Regions from separate parts of the Homo sapiens genome. Here region 1 is linked to region 2. A link is a loop called in an ENCODE intact Hi-C map of the cell type or tissue named here. Cell type or tissue: PC-3. All regions are shown on one strand. Links, peaks and the distances in the headings refer to the core of each region. The heading gives the core; the rest is flanking DNA. Region 1 has its middle 270 kb from the start of HAO1. Region 2 has its middle 240 kb from the start of MIR8062.

Region 1 (2,939 bases), core at 220-2,719, 64 kb before region 2:
AACATAAATATCAAGTTCTGTTTTGATATAAAAACCTAACTATCAAAACACAACTTGATATTTATGTTTTTCTTTAAATCTTTGAGCTTATTTATAGGTCTTTAAAACTCCCTCTCTCTTATACTATTATCTTTATTTTTACTATTTCTATTCGCAGATTTTTTTTTCTTCTGGTTATGTGTCATAATTTCCTGATTCTTTATATGTCTCACTGTGTTTGATTACATTGATATTGGTAATTTGATGATAAATTTGATGGTAATTTGATTGGTAAATTCAATGCTTTTGAGAGTCCAGATTTTGTTATTTACCTTTAAAAAATGTTGAACTTTGTTTGGACAGTAGTTAAGTAACTTACAAATCAGTTCAATCACTTCCATGCTGGTTTTTAAGATTTGTTAGGACATGTCTGTACTATTTTTTATCATAGGGCTACTTGAGTCTTAACTACTGAAGTTAACTCTTCTATGCTTCCTACAACATGTTTGATGTATTCATTGAAATAACTGCATTCTTCTAGATAAAACTTTAACGTCTTCCAGCCCTGTTTACACTTTTGTAATGGTTCAAGTTAAATCATCCTGATAATTATTTGCCAAGCATCAGGAAATACCATTCTATTCATGTGGGTCTTAGTACTTAGAAACAGGCTCAAAGGAACCCCTATGCTGATATCTGGAACTCACTCTCTCTGTGCAGTTCCTTGCTCTATGGTATTTTGTCCCACAAAATCAAACTGTCCCCATCTCTCCAGACCTGATCTCTTTTTTCTCATCTCAATGGGATCTTCCAGCTCTGCTTGTGGCCTACCTTGCTGTGTCACAGTCTGTGGTATGGGTTGAGGTGAAAAGCTGGTAGATTTTAGAGCTCATCTCATTTGTTTTACCTTCTGTTATATATCACAGTCATGCACAGATAGTTGTTCAATGTCTGAAAGGCACTCTTTTACATATATTTTTTAATCTTCTGGTTGTTTCCACTGGGCGGGCAAGTTCAGATTCAGTTACTCTAACATGGCAAGTAGTGGAGATCTCTGTATTCTAACCAGTGATTTTTATTTCAGGTCCTTTCCAGAAGGATTTGGATTAACCATAAATTGTGTCATAATTACCTAATTTTTTAATGTTTCCATATTCCAAAGTCAATGTGAATTTTATAAGCAATATGCTTACATTTTTTCTTAAACCTTGATGAGGAATTTCATTTCTTGGCTCAAAAATTGTTAGTAAGTATTTATAAATTTGACACTCAAAACAATTGAAAATGAAAAAAATGCAAATATATGGTCTTTTATGCCTTGTTTTCAGCAAGAAGCTCAACCTTGGGGAATATCTTTAAAAGAGGGGGAAGAATAAACCTTTTGGCAATGTTATGCAAATATATGACCACTTAATGAAATTTTAAATTCATTTTTTAAAATGTGGTTTTTGCCAAAGGTAGGTTAATTCTTCCCTAACCTTCTTCTTCCTCTTTTGGTAAAAAGTAGTTTAAACATGGCATTCCTATCCCACTGTTCCATATAAATAAGTTTCTTTTGAGGCCCATATTAGCTCTGTATGAGCATCACATACTTATTTTTTTAGTCACTCAATGCTTTGTTGGTTGATCTGGGTCCCAGTTTTCTTCATGACCTATAAAATTGTCTTTTCCAACTTCTTGGCAGCAGCCTCTTACAGCCTTGATGATGTTTCATGTGGCCTGCCCCTTTTCTTGGCTAAGCTCAGATCATATGTCCATCATCGGAAGTGTACACAATGTGGTCTAACCACGAAAGAGACTTCCAAGACAAAATCATAAATAGAGATGCTTTACTTTAGAAAGCCAAAATATCTGTACCATCTGTGAATACAGAATTTGCCAAAGAAAAATAAGTGGGAAATATATGGTTTTCCTTTTGAACTTCCATATTAAAATGGGTTCAGTGTTGAGGTTATTTAGCCATAAAATATATTTTTAAAAATAGTGTTAATTATTGTTATGCTGGCTCTCCATACACTATTTTCTTCTGTCATCATAACACAAACAATTCTGTGGTTTCATTTTTTCTTACAATATCAAAAAATTCTTAAAGCATCTTCTGAGCAAAGAACAGAAATAATAATAGTTGTTAGTGTGATGGTCATTTACTGTGGTATGTCATTTATATATTGCTTTATTTTATGGTAGGAATGTTAGGGAGTTGATAATATAATTATGTAATTACTAGCACAAACCATTAGTGCCAAAGATGAACTATAAAAAATTAATTAGCCTTTTAAAAAAATATGGCTTACAGTATTACACACTGGTTGGATGAAGTCAAGAAGTGCTTGAAGTAATCTGAAACAGTGACAGGGAGGGCTAGCAGAAGGAATATTTCTACCTAGAAATTCTACCATAGCTATTCAGATCTGACTAATGGCACATGATTAGGTAGCTTGGAAAATCTTGATCTTTTTAGCTGTCAGGTATTTTAAATATTTTTAAAGTTAAAAATATTTTTAATTAAAATAAACAGGTGAAATGGCCAAAACATTTAAAAATGTGTAGAATAATCTTCAATTCCTTGTCATAAAGAAAAATGTAAATAAGCTGCTGCTTAGAAAATAAAATCTCTCCTGGTGGTTTTTGACTTATAAATTAAATTTTGGTTGGTGTACTATATCTCATTTAAAATTTAGTTTAATTGTTTCATTAGATAAAAATTTAGACAATATAAAATGACATGAAAAATAATTATTTCTCTAGTCATTACTGCTAGCTGCTATAACAAACAATCTTTAGATTATAATGCGGAACATAATAAATGCTATTTCTTTCTGTATCATAGTCTAACATAGGACATGTAGCTTTTCTGCCTGGCCTTTCTCCAAGTGCTAATTTAGGGATCTAATTAGCGAGCGAATGCAGCTTTCATTGTTATCCGTGCTCTTTCCTTGACCGCCTTAGAATCCAGTGCA
Region 2 (2,939 bases), core at 274-2,773:
TCAATATTATCTCTGTAAACCAATGAGAATTCCTTACAGAACTTTGTATAAAACACTCCCTGTCCTGTTTTTTTTTTCTTTTTTTGCCTTTAAAATCTGGTTGTAACAAACGCCAAATGGAGCTTATATCCAAGGTTTCTTGGGCCTGAGTCTTCCAGGCAGCCATCCTTATTTTGGCTCAAGTAAACTCTTTAAATCACTTTTTGTATTTCAGCCTCTTCCTTTTAGGTCAACCTATTTCTGGGATGCACAGTTTGACTTTTTAGTTTTTCCTCTTACATGAAACAAAAAGGATCGTGCTAGGGCAAAATTCCATACCCCAAATAGGATAATGTCTTAGAATCGTCATCTGGCAAATTCCGTACCCTTAGAGATTAGGCTTTTGTTAGGTAGAAGACTCTCGTAGGCTTTTAAACCTAATATGTAGTACTATGGACTTTAGTTAATAATGATGTACTCATAGTGCTTCATTTGCTATAACAAATGTTCTCATTAATGCAATATGTTAATTGGAGAAAACTGTAGGGGAAAAGAAAATATATGGGAACCCTCTATACTATCTGTTCAATATATTTGCAAACCTGAGACTATGCTTGAAAATATAGTCTATTAATTTAAAACACACACACACACACACACACACACACACACACACCCTTTATGGAATTCAGCAGAAGAGTATTTTAAAAGAAATATATGGCCTTAAATTTTTATTGTCAAAATAATGAAGGCTAAGCATTCATTATATAAGTATGTAACTTAAGAAATTAGAAAAAAACAGTAGAATAAATCCTTAAATAGGAAAAAGAACATAATAAACATAAGAGCAAAAAAAGTATGAAACAAACATGCAATATGCTCATTTTTTTAAAGATTAATGAAATACACAAAACTCTTAAGAAAATGACCAGTGAAAAGAAAAAGCACAAGTCAACAAAATTTTGAATTATACAGCATAAATGAAAAGAGAAGAGCAGGAATGAATCAAAAATTTCATCAAACTTGCTGAAAATTTAGAGGACCTGAGTCAATTTCTATGAAAAATATACCTTTCAGAAATTGACTCAAAAATCAAGAAAAAAACCCTTGATCTAAACCTAGTATAGAAATGCAAGCCACTAAAAAATTCTTTGCCCATGCCACCCTCCGTAGCCCAGCAGTAAATGTGACGATATGTACACAAACATCAGTTTTAAATAATTATGCAGGTAATAATACTTATGCAGGCATGATCCAAAATTGACAAATTGAACCTCATAAAAATAAAAAAATTTTGCCATGTTGAGAACTCTGTTAAGAGAATGAAAAGATAAGCTATGGACTGTGAGAAAATATTTGCAAAGCACGTATCTGACTAAGAGTTTGAATCAACAGTATATAAATGACTCATAAACCGTATCAATAAGAAATTCAAATATGAAATGGACAGAAAACATGAGCAGTTATTTCACAAAGAGGAAATACAGAGGAAATACAGTGCATGAAAAATATTCAACCCTATTGATCACTAGGGAAATACAAATTTAAACTATAATAATATATTAATATGTTACACACATATCAGAATAAATAAATTAAAAATACAGTACAAACACAAAATACTTTCAAGGATGTGGAAAAAAATAGATTGCTTTTACATTGCTGGTATAAATGTAAAATGAGAGAGTCTGGAAATTAATTTGGCATTTTATTTAAAAACTAAAAATGTACTGTGTCTACATCATAGAAATTCACTCTCAGGCATTTATCCTAGAGAATTTATCCTACAGTTTTTTGGCTTTACATGTAATAGTCAAAAAACTGTAACCCAAATATTCTTCAAGGGTGAATAGTTAAACTGAAGCATATCTATACCATGGAATGATACTCTGTAAGAAACAAAGTCTTATTACACACACAACTTGGAAGGATCTTTAGGGAGTTACGTTAAGTGAGAAAAGCCAATCAAAAAAGTTTACATAATGTATAATCCAATGTATCTGTGATTGTTAAAATAATGTTATTATATGGCTAGAAAACAAATTAGTAGCTTACAGAGGAAAAGGTTTTTGGGGGAGAGTTATAGTTGGCTCTAAATGGTAGCATGCAGTAAAAAATCAGTTCTGCACCTTGATTGTAGTGGTAGTTACACAAAGCTACACATGTAATAAAATTGCATAGAGCTGCACACACATATGTCGTGTGCATATAAATGGTTGTGTAACTGGTAAAATTTTAAAAAAGTCATGGATTGTACTAAAATCAGTTCTTATGTTTTTGATATTGTAGTATAGTTATACACGATACTAACAATGGAGGAGAGATAGGCAGAGCTCGTGGGACCTCCACGGATGTACTTGTGTGAATGTGTCTGTCTATATCGATACTTACCTATATCATCTGGTTGGTCTATAATAATATCAAAATAGAAAGCTTAAAAATAATATATCTCTTATAACAAGAAAATGTGACAAATATATTTTGAAGTAATTAAAATGCACTAAATCTGGAGCTTCAGAATAATCTGGTAACATAATGTATGAAATTTTCATTTTAATTAAATCATAACTAATTTTCAAAAATATTTACAGATATAAAATGTATTTTTTATATTATATGAGACCATATAATATGTTGTACCACACCACCTTAACAAAATTACTATTTTGGAATGTGGTCATTCAGGTAATGATAGATAGGTGTTGAATGTTTGTAACATCATTTGTTACCAACAATTTTGTATGAAAATGATTTTTAACTAACACATTTGCTTTTCATTGATACTATTAAATTTTGCTTGCATCATCATTTTTTACTATCCTTCCAATGATTTCTCCACTATTTAATATTTATTAAATCATTTCAAGCAATTATTTCTTAGTTGACAGTTCTTGAAATTCATTTTTAAATTTCCTCTAAGGCATTGTTCATATTGCCACATGTAGAAAGTTATGGTAAAT

What was found. Peaks named below come from ENCODE experiments on the same cell type or tissue, not always from the same donor. Only the 100,000 strongest peaks of a DNase experiment are listed, where the experiment ranks them.
Region 1: it touches region 2 in a loop (5-fold over the local background); 2 of 110 quality-filtered maps call a loop at or near these places.

Annotation. Positions count from the first base shown.
Region 1 is chr20:7,672,777-7,675,715 of GRCh38, reverse strand. No RefSeq gene overlaps it. Among named protein-coding and RNA genes, the nearest start is that of HAO1, 270 kb to the left of the region's middle. In PC-3, for the core only: no CTCF peak of the experiment used is centred there; a DNase peak (open chromatin) is centred at 1,685; H3K27ac peaks cover 327 bases.
Region 2 is chr20:7,609,289-7,612,227 of GRCh38, reverse strand. No RefSeq gene overlaps it. Among named protein-coding and RNA genes, the nearest start is that of MIR8062, 240 kb to the right of the region's middle. In PC-3, for the core only: no CTCF peak of the experiment used is centred there; no DNase peak of the experiment used is centred there; H3K4me3 peaks cover 287 bases; H3K27ac peaks cover 442 bases.